Linked DNA regions of Homo sapiens: regions 2 and 3 are each linked to region 1. The links are chromatin contacts, found by Hi-C or POLR2A ChIA-PET in ENCODE. All regions are on one chromosome and are shown on one strand. The core of a region is the stretch at or near the end of the contact, and the rest is flanking DNA. Distances in the headings are between cores, read along the strand shown.

Region 1 (3,005 bases), core at 195-2,694:
GCTTGAGCTGTCCTAGAAAATCAAACTGGCAATTTGTTTTCATGCTAACTACAGGAATTACTATCTTCATAAGGCAGAGATTCTCTATTTCAAACTGATACCTGATCAAATAGTGGTGAAGCCCCAGTATCCTATCTGTTATTCTCCCTAGGAATAACCAGGCAGTGGAATGATGGAAACGGCAGAAAATATCTCTAGAGCAAAACATGCAACTGTTTTTATTGTCCAAGTCGATTGGGGCTTTCAAAGGCAAATGTTTTCAGTTATTTAAGGTATTGCAGTGGGAGTCGTGCTCAACACAATTAAGACAGGATTACACTGCAACTTATGAGTTTCTCAAGGACATCATTTATTACGAAATATAACAATCATTTCTCCCAAAGCCTACTATCGACAATCGCACCCCCAACTCTGCTTTGCTAAGGTAATAAACTAAATGGCAACTCAGCAGGCATCCCGGGCTTTTGAGACCAATTGTGGGAAACGTGCTGCCTTCCACCAGCTCAAGTAATAATGCCACCTTACTTATAAAGAGGCATACTGTTTTACATCTTCCATGCACATGATCTTTTCAGTGACTTAGTTAAGTGGCAATGGCAGGTATTTTTCCATTTTACAAAAGAGAAAACAGAACGCCAGCCTCTGGTTTCCCTGCTCAGAAGAACTAAGCCCAGAGCACCTTGAGACTTAAAGGAGTCCTGTGCTCTTCTCAGTACATTTATCAATGACAAGTCTTCCTTTGGTCCAGCCCCCCAAAATAACAGTCAGTAGGTACAGAGCCGGCACAGCAAAGGAAAGCCCCCCCACCGTAGTACCACAAAGCTTCCAGAAAGAGCAACAGTTGCTGCTGTGCAGCATCATCATGAAAGGCATCCGGCCACATCCTGCTGAAGCACCCCTAACACGACTTCAAGTGACAAGGTGGCCAAATCCACAACGCGGTCCTCCAACAAAGCACAGCTTTCCCTGAATACTTTCATTTCTTTACATAAGCACTGGAGAGGGGACACATGCACCACGCTAGTAATGCAACACCATCAGGAGACCTGGAACAGAGGAAGTGAAAACATTCCTGCAGAAAGGAGGCGCCTCCTCCCCGCTCCCCGCTTCCCAAGTGGCATCAGAACAGGGTCCAGTGGCACTCCTTTGGGGACCTACGGCTCCCCGGCCCTCACCTGGTGGGAAGCGCGACGCTCCGGAGCGGAAGGCAGAGGCCGAGCGCATCTTCCTCCTCTTCCTCCTCCCACGCCGCAGCCCGGCTCTGCGGCAGCCCCCGCCCCCGCCCAGCTCCCTCCTCCCCCCGCCGCCCCGCCGCGCCTGGAGCCTCCCGCCCGACTTTTGACGTCACGGAGGAGGAGGGGAAGGTTCCACCCGAGCCCGTCCCTTTGTGACGTCACAATGACAACAGAGTGCGGCCGGGAGCGTCGGGGAACCGAGCGCCGCGGGGGGCGGAGGGAGGGAAGAAGGGCTGGGGCGCCGGCGCGCGGCGGGGGAAGAACCGGGGGGCGGAGAGGGGGCGCGCTGACGTCTCGCCGGCTTAACCTGTTGCTCTCGAGACTGCGTCGGAGCCCGCAGGCAGGGCCGCGGGAAGCCGGCCGGGCCGCCGCCGCCATGCTCGGCCGTGTGCGCGGTGGGGGGCGCCCGCTGCAGCTGTGCGCCGCGCGCCCCCTCCCCGGCACGCCCACGCCCCCGCCCCCGCTCCCACCCCCTCCCCGCGCGCTCTCCCCTCCCCGCGCCCCGCAGGCCGCGCCACCCCCGCGCCCCACCCGCCCTCCTGCCCGCCTGCAAGCCGGCCCGGGTAGACCGGTGCCCGCCTCGCGCGCCCGCCTAGAGCCCGGAGTATGCCCCCTATAGGCCGCGCGCGCGCGCCCGCCCGCCCAGCCCCGGCCCAGCCTGCCGCGACCCCCGCGGGCCGTCCCTTTCGCAGCCGGCTCGAGGACGTCGGGAACACCGGCTCTGCTCCCGGTGCATTAACTCGTGCCGTGCCTCCCGCAGCCGCCGCCAGCCACGGGCTTGCAGCCGGACGCCCGGACTCGGAGACACGATCCGCTGAACGCCCGCAATAAGAAAGAAAACCCACCCCACGCTGCTCTCCACCTCAACGAGGTCCGGAATGGGAGGCGGGGTGCGGTTCTCGTCCAAGTTCTACCCCATTTGCTTTGTGGCTGCATCCGAAACGGACGTGCCCCGGGAAGGCGTCCACGCTCCAAGACAAGGTTGCCTCAGTGCAGTTTCTACAGCCCGAGTTTAAACTAGTCCTTTGCATTCTACCCAGCCCTCTGCAATGCGGATGTATTTTAATTCTTAAATTCTTTATGGAACAGCTTTCTAAGTTGGGCTTGATTATTTAACCTTGCATTTCTTTCATAGTTGAAGTTGACGTGTCTAGATAAGGATCAGCTCTCTTGAAGAGGCATTCAGCTTTTCCATTAAATATATTTTTTTACAAAACCAGTGCCCCGAAGGTCATCTCTCATTACACACACCACAATGATCAAAAAGGGAAAATATTAACACCAATTTGTCTACCCAACTTAAATAAACTTTCCTCTTACGTTGCATTATTCCTAAGGTATGTTCATTTGGCCTTTTTTGAAAAAAAAAAAGAGTTATTTAATTTAAAGCATGCAGCTAATCACAGATCACTCGAGTGCATATTTGGTTAATCCCTCGGTCCCCCTTTCCTCCCTCCCCTCAAACTTAAAAAAAAAAAAAAGCCACCACACACAAAACAAAAACACTCCCCATGCCAATCAAAACGTAGCTGTACTATGCACAAAACAAATTTAACTATTCCAAGCCATTTAAATCTAGGAATAATCACCCAATTTCAGAAGCCCAGTTAACAGGGAGAAATTATTTGTAGTTACTTACATATGCATTCACGTACACACTTAAAAACATTAGCCATAGTGTGTGTCCTTTTCCCCTACAACTGGAAACCATGAATTTTTTAAACAAAACCAGCCTCATTATTAAAGTCAATCCCAACAAATGCATTCGCT
Region 2 (3,005 bases), core at 139-2,638, 440 kb after region 1:
CTCCTTATGTGATCATCTATAAAACTATGAGCTCCTTGGAGGGTGGGGACCAACTCTCTCACCTTGGCATCTTTGGTACCTGCCTGTACCTGGCATGTAGCATCCTCAGTCCGTATTTGTGGAATGAGGGGAGGATTATCTGGCTGGCATCCCCAGCGTCTGGGCCCACAGTTCAGGGTGTCAGTGTGTTAAAATGATTCCAGGGGTTGATTGGGCATGAGCTGAAGGGCTTCCAATGAGAGGTGTAGGTGACAATGTTTATTTATAAAGGCATAATTTAGAGAATTATGAGACTCATTTGCCTTCTCTGTTCCTCCAAATTCAACTCTCCTGCCCCCTTCTTCTTCTAGTTCTTTTTTGAATGGAATGTCAATGTCACCCACTCACTGGTTTTATATAGCTCTTATTGAAGTAAAATGCAACGGAAATTGTGCATATTAATTAAAAGCTCAGAATGTGCACAGTTTTGGAACTGCTAATTAAAACTCTTACCAATCAGGTTGCATTAGTGGTTTTAAACACTTTTCTTTTCCTGAACCTAGAACTTTGCTAACCAGAGAAGACGACTTTTAAAGAGGCAATTGTCAGGAATGATAGCACCTTTTTTTTAAATTTTAATGTTAAATTTTAATTTTAGAGTCTCACTCTGTCGCCCAGGCTGGAGTATAGTGGCTTGATCTTGGCTCACTGCAACCTCCGCCTCCTGGGTTCAAGCAGTTCCCCTGCCTCAGCCTCCCAAATAGCTGGGACTACAGGTGCACGCCACCATGCCTGGCTAATTTTTTGTATTTCAGTAGAGATGGGGTTTCACCATGTTGGCCAGGATGGTCTCAATCTCCTGACCTCATGATCCATCCACCTTGGCCTCCTAAAGTGCTGGGATTACAGGTGTGAGCCACCGCGCCCGGCCCAGAATCTTGTTTTAAAAACTGCTGTATGTACCTCCAGTGAAATCTGAGGTTTGGTGTCTCCCGGGCACTTTGAAGGTTATTGAGAGGGCACAAGTGATTTCTAAATCCCTTCCTTCTGCCCTCAAAGGATGGCTGCCACTGTGCAGGTAGCATAGCTGTTGGGAAAGGGCCTGAAAGCTCCTTCCTCCTCAGGCAGGTCAAGAGAAGCACGTGTCATCAGTTTCTGGGACTGTCTGGGCAACCATGGCCTCTGAAGTTTGAGCTCATGCTCTGCCCATGGCTGCAGCTGCCTGTGGTAAGCCGAATGAATTCCAGGAGGGAAGATGACAGAAGAGGCTCAAGGCTCCGGCTCTGTTCCCTGCTCTGCTTTCTTTCAGAGCCTGGAATTCTCCACCAAGCCCATCGCTGCTGCGTGGCTTTCTGGGCGCCGTGCCAAGGACTCACACTGGACTCTGTATTCAGCCCCAGATTGCATCCTGCCTCGGCGTTTGGGGTGGGGCGGCCCAGCAGGGCTCCCCTTGTGACTGGAGTCAGAGTTTGCCTGGGCTCCCCTGAGGCGGGCCTAGGCCGGGGTCGTGAGGCTGCTCCAACAAGCAGCCCCATTGTATCCCAGCCTGGGAGTGCACAGAGAGCGGCTCCTGTGATGGAGAAGCCCCTGTGCCTCTGCAGGGTTTGATTCCACCCAACCAGGCGAAGCCATGTGGTGAGCATGTGCTCGAGGCTGCCTGTGGTCGGGGACACGGGCTGGCCATGTGCTATGAGTTTGGGCTTCCTTTCTTTTTCAGAAGGTGTTTGATTCATGCAAAATGCTTAACGATGCCTGCTATGCACCTCATGGGGGATCAGATCCCCTTTGATGTGCGAGGTCTTTTTGGAGGTTCCAAAAAAACAGTTCAAAAGGTTTACTTTGGACACCACACCTCCAGCACATGTCGAAGTCAAAGCCAGGCTCCCCAGGCAGCACGCTGGAGAAAATATTTTGTGCCAGTTTCTTCCTCTTTCTCTGCTGTGTCTTGTGCTGAGCACAGATTTTTGACTTCACACTGTCCTGGTGGTGAAAAGAGGAGACTGAGCAAAGGAAAATAAACATCACTGAGCTTTTTGAGTGTCCAGGGAAGCAAAAGTGCACCGCGGTCTTTCAGTCCTGCTGAAACTGGGTGGTGAGAGCCGGGTGGATGAGCTGCCTGTGCTGACAGATCCTCCCTCATGCCTTAGGGCTTGGAGCGGTCCGAGGGAAGCACAGGCATTAACAGAGCCATCTGCCCGCCCCATGTGGGTCAAACCACAGTTTTGCCTGGGCTTGTGGTCAGGTGGCAGGCACAGTGCTGTTACCCTGTCTCCTCTCTTCCACGGTGCGTGTGACTTAGGGATGGCTCTGCAAAGATGGGGGTGCAGAGTGCAGAATGGGAGGCAGGACTGGAGACCCATGAAAGGGAAGGTTGGGACCCATGGAGAAATCATGTCTTATGCTGCATTGTTCTGAGAATTTCCTTGCTCTTCCCTGTGCCCCAGGCGTGGGGATGGAGAAGGTACCACCACCTCGTGAGCTCTGCTCACGAGCCGGGGGCTGTAGTGGTGGGATGGAGTGGGATTTCTCCCTGATTCTCTGGAGAAAGCAAAGCAGAAACATACCTTATCATGGATGTAGCCATGGCCTTGAAATCAGGGGCTCAGGGAAGGAATTTCTCCACTGTCTTGTCTAATTATCAGGAGTCCCTTGGAGGAAGTCATTTTTCTGTCTTATGGGGTATTTACCCACCAGCCAGGGTGGATGTTTCTGCAGTGACCAAACTGCTGTACACAAGTGAGGGGAGGGCTGGTGGACTCCAGATTACTTGGTCTTTCACTCTGCAAAAGAAAATGTTTTAGGGCCGGGAGCGGTGGCTCATGCCTGTAATCCCAGCACTTTGGGAGGTCAAGGTGGGCAGATCATGAGGGCAGGAGATGGCTAACACGGTGAAACCCTGCCTCCACTGAAAATACAAAAAAAAAAAAAAAAATTAACTGGGCATGGTGGTACATGCCTGTAGTTCCAGCTACTCGGGAGGCTGAGGCAGGAGAATCACTTGAACCGGGGAGGTGGAGGTTGCAGTG
Region 3 (3,005 bases), core at 368-2,867, 300 kb before region 1:
AAACAGTTTATGTCAAAATGCTAATCAAGTCACTTACCACTTACCATCTCTCTGGAATGCTGTGTGGTTCCATTTTATCTGAATTTAAAACAATATCTATCTTGTATGGTACCGTCTTTCATAATATGAAGCTTATGTTTTCAAATGTCTAAAAATCTTGTATTTTCATCCAGGACCTTTTTTGTATGCTATTTCTGTTCCCTCTGCCCCTCCCTCAAAGTGTTTGTGTCTGGCTTCTGGCCTGAGGCTGTGCTTCCCAGCCTGTCAGAATGGCCACCCTACAGGCTGCAACCCTTCATGAGAAACAAAGGAAATGCAAATATAACAGGGCAGTATTCCTGACTTTACAAATCATTTCATCAACTTGTTTTACTTGATTTTCAGGCAAACTGCTTTTTTCATAAGTTGGCAAGAGTTTTTGGATTTTTCTCCCCTCTCCTGTTGATGATCGTACACCAAAAAACTAAGCAATGAAATAAAATGATTGTTTGAGCTTAGATGAAACTTTTTCCTTAAGGGGGTATTTCCTGAATCTTATACCCTCTTACTCTTATTTTTTTAATTAATCGTTGTTCACTCATTTCACAATCACTTTTGAGTTTCTACTTTGTGCTTAGAACATAGAAGACCTGAAAGTATTCCATGAAAATAATTTATTTCTGTGTATTGAATTGATGGGCAAATCTTCATCCTAAGGAATATCAACATGTGTTATCAGGAGAGTTCATGAAAAGGACATTATCACATCACAGTTTTCAAAACCATATGGGTCTTATTTTAGGAATGTTAGCTCAGTTTATAAGTTATACTTTTCTTACAAAATAATAGGCTTCTTGTATATGACTTGCTGTCTTTTTTTCAAGAAAATAGAGAAAGGAGGTCTCACTATGTTGGCCAGGCTGGTCTTGAACCCCTGGCCTCAAGCAGTCCTCCTGCTTTGACCTCCCAAAGTGCTGGGATTACAGGAATGAACCACTGCACCCAGCTGTGCTGTCATACTAATTGGGTACATGTAAGGGAATCCTGTAATATCTTGGATGTGTTAAACCTTTCATTGAATAAATAATATCAGCTTATAGGTTGTGTGCTATTCTAAATAAACCCTCAATATTCCTTCAGCTTCTCTGCCTACTTTCAGGTGTGGTCAACCCCAAAGAAAGGTTCATGGCATCATTTTGTGAGTATGAATTTGGGGGAGGAGTTCAGAGGGTGTATTTTATTGATCATTTGGATGTGATTTATTTTTGGCATGCTATTTTTAATGCATTACAGATTTCCTGGCCAGCTTTTCCATAGCCCTTGGGTAACGTCACTTTTTATTGAACTGAATCTTAAGTGCAGGTGTTTTTGGATACCTCCTGCACTGATTCCATGGACCAGTCTGATGTCATTGTCCGTTGCCTGTTCCTGAGAGCCCCTTGTAGCCACTTCCTGCTCCCACTTTTAGCCATGAGGATTGTACTTGTTTGTTTCCAGCCCATAGAATGGCATGCTGGTGTTTCCCGTCAGCTGTGCTGCTGTTTCCTGAGCTGTGTGCTGTTTATCTTCTGCATCACTGCACCTCAAACGTCTGGCCTGCTGTGACTGCTGGCTGTGGCTTTGCGATCAAGCAGCCAGTTGAAGGCCTACTCCTGTGTACTTGTGAGGCTGCTCCTGATATCTGGCGTTTACTGTGCAGTCCCCATTTAGTGATTGCTACCAGTACCTTCATCAGACTGTTGCCGAGCGCCAACTCCATGACAGGCACTAAAGCTTCCATGTTGAAAGACACAGTGCTTGCTCTCGAGGAACGTGGCATCCAGTGGAACTATAGGGGGCAAGTGTGTGGTAGCAATGGAGAGGTACCAGCTATGTGGGAGCGTGGAGGAAAGAGAGCCTGGGTCTCCCTGGCCTGTCAGAGAAGGGGGCAGTCGAGCTGAGATGTGGAGGGTGAGTGGAAGTTGGCTGAGTGCAGGCGTCTGAGCAAAGGGTCAAGGCAATTACAAGTCAGGGCATGGCTTCTTTGGAGAACCATCAGGTGTTGGCTGTGTGTCCTTCTTCCGCAGCTGGAAAAGCGGCTTCCTAGGGATACTTCCTGAATAGCAGTTTCATTGCAAAGCTATTCTTATACGTCTTTACTGAGCGTAAGGTTGTTGTAGCCAGTAGAAAACAGGAAGAGTGAGGGGTAAAATCTCTGAACACTATTTTGAATCAGAAGTAGCACATCTTCAGCATCTCATACTTGTCTTTTGCACGTCCTTGTCCCAAGGCATTGATACCTTCAGGTTTGCCAAAAGCTCCTGCTGAGGGCCCCAAGCAGGGGTGTCCTGTCTCCCAGCTGCTGCATTTTTTTTTTCACATCACCTCTCTTTCTGCTCATTTACCCCTTCATCTATAGAGCAGTTAATCTTAGAGAAGCAGTAAGGGAGAGGTCCTGATAAACTAATTCATGTTAAGCTTTGAATGTTAGTTTTCTCAGAGCCCCCTGAATATAGTATTCTTCATACTGAAAAGGACATATTAAAACATGTAATCTCTAATTGGTGAAATCTCAAGAAAGGTGACAAAATTCAGATGACTCAGCATGCTGCCCCCACATTGACAGCTCCCCTGCTCCGACCTTCCTCATGCAGCATCTTCCTCAGCTTGTGGACTCAGGAACTTCTCCAGGTCCATCTTCCGTCATCCCTGTGGGCTGCAACACCAGCCTGCCTGGGAGGGGCAGAATCTGCCTCTCATCCCCATCTCATTAGCTGGCAGTGAAGGACTCCTGGTGGAAGGAGGGAGGGGACCAAGACAGCTATTCATAATACTGATTTATTCATAAGTCACTTATTCATAAGCCTTCAACAGCTTATAATTGAAAGTGATATGTCCCCATTTCAAAAATATTTTCTGGAAATAATGAGGTTTCCAGCAGATATGATCAGCTTTCAAGCATGCTGAGATTTGGCTGTCACTGAACCTTTTAGAGGCAGGATATTTCCAACTGGTGGCATGAGGATATTTATAACAAGAGGCCTTTG

Evidence for each region. Hi-C counts contacts between places; a loop is a spot of excess contacts on that map. ChIA-PET counts read pairs that join two places held with the same protein, here RNA polymerase II (POLR2A). Pooled maps may share reads with other maps.
Region 2: a map of mammary epithelial cell shows a loop between it and region 1 (5-fold over the local background). The contact joins the enhancer-like site here to the promoter of JARID2-AS1 in region 1. A Hi-C loop is called at or near these places in 8 of 168 maps with a recorded cell type or tissue (IMR-90, MCF 10A, chondrocyte and 4 more) and 8 of 50 pooled maps. POLR2A ChIA-PET finds 5 or more read pairs at or near these places in 4 of 52 experiments (GM12878, K562, activated CD8-positive, alpha-beta memory T cell and 1 more).
Region 3: a map of endothelial cell of umbilical vein shows a loop between it and region 1 (2.7-fold over the local background). The contact joins the enhancer-like site here to the promoter of JARID2-AS1 in region 1. A Hi-C loop is called at or near these places in 1 of 168 maps with a recorded cell type or tissue (endothelial cell of umbilical vein). POLR2A ChIA-PET finds 5 or more read pairs at or near these places in 1 of 52 experiments (AG04450).

Annotation. Positions count from the first base shown.
Region 1 is chr6:15,247,135-15,250,139 of GRCh38, reverse strand. JARID2-AS1 (JARID2 antisense RNA 1) reads left to right here and starts at 1,444. Exons shown (of 2, transcript NR_120502.1): 1 at 1,444-1,630; 2 at 1,996-2,325. The region is part of intron 1 of JARID2 (jumonji and AT-rich interaction domain containing 2); the gene reads right to left. RefSeq lists an enhancer at 189-1,030 and silencers at 1,219-1,698, 1,819-1,878.
Region 2 is chr6:14,803,239-14,806,243 of GRCh38, reverse strand. No RefSeq gene overlaps it. Among named protein-coding and RNA genes, the nearest start is that of JARID2-DT, 440 kb to the left of the region's middle. RefSeq lists a silencer at 1,212-1,506 and an enhancer at 1,025-1,860. Within about 2 kb of position 1,388, at least 10 of the 41 ENCODE cell types and tissues checked have a DNase peak (open chromatin) inside an H3K27ac peak, as active enhancers do; they include dorsolateral prefrontal cortex and mammary epithelial cell, where a contact is called at or near this core.
Region 3 is chr6:15,550,488-15,553,492 of GRCh38, reverse strand. All of the region lies in intron 7 of DTNBP1 (dystrobrevin binding protein 1), which reads left to right. It overlaps DTNBP1-AS1 (DTNBP1 antisense RNA 1), which reads right to left. Exons shown (of 3, transcript XR_007059478.1): 1 at 1-3,005. Among named protein-coding and RNA genes, the nearest start is that of DTNBP1-AS1, 5.9 kb to the right of the region's middle. RefSeq lists an enhancer at 1,211-1,759 and a silencer at 2,201-2,495. Within about 2 kb of position 1,617, at least 6 of the 41 ENCODE cell types and tissues checked have a DNase peak (open chromatin) inside an H3K27ac peak, as active enhancers do; they include endothelial cell of umbilical vein, where a contact is called at or near this core.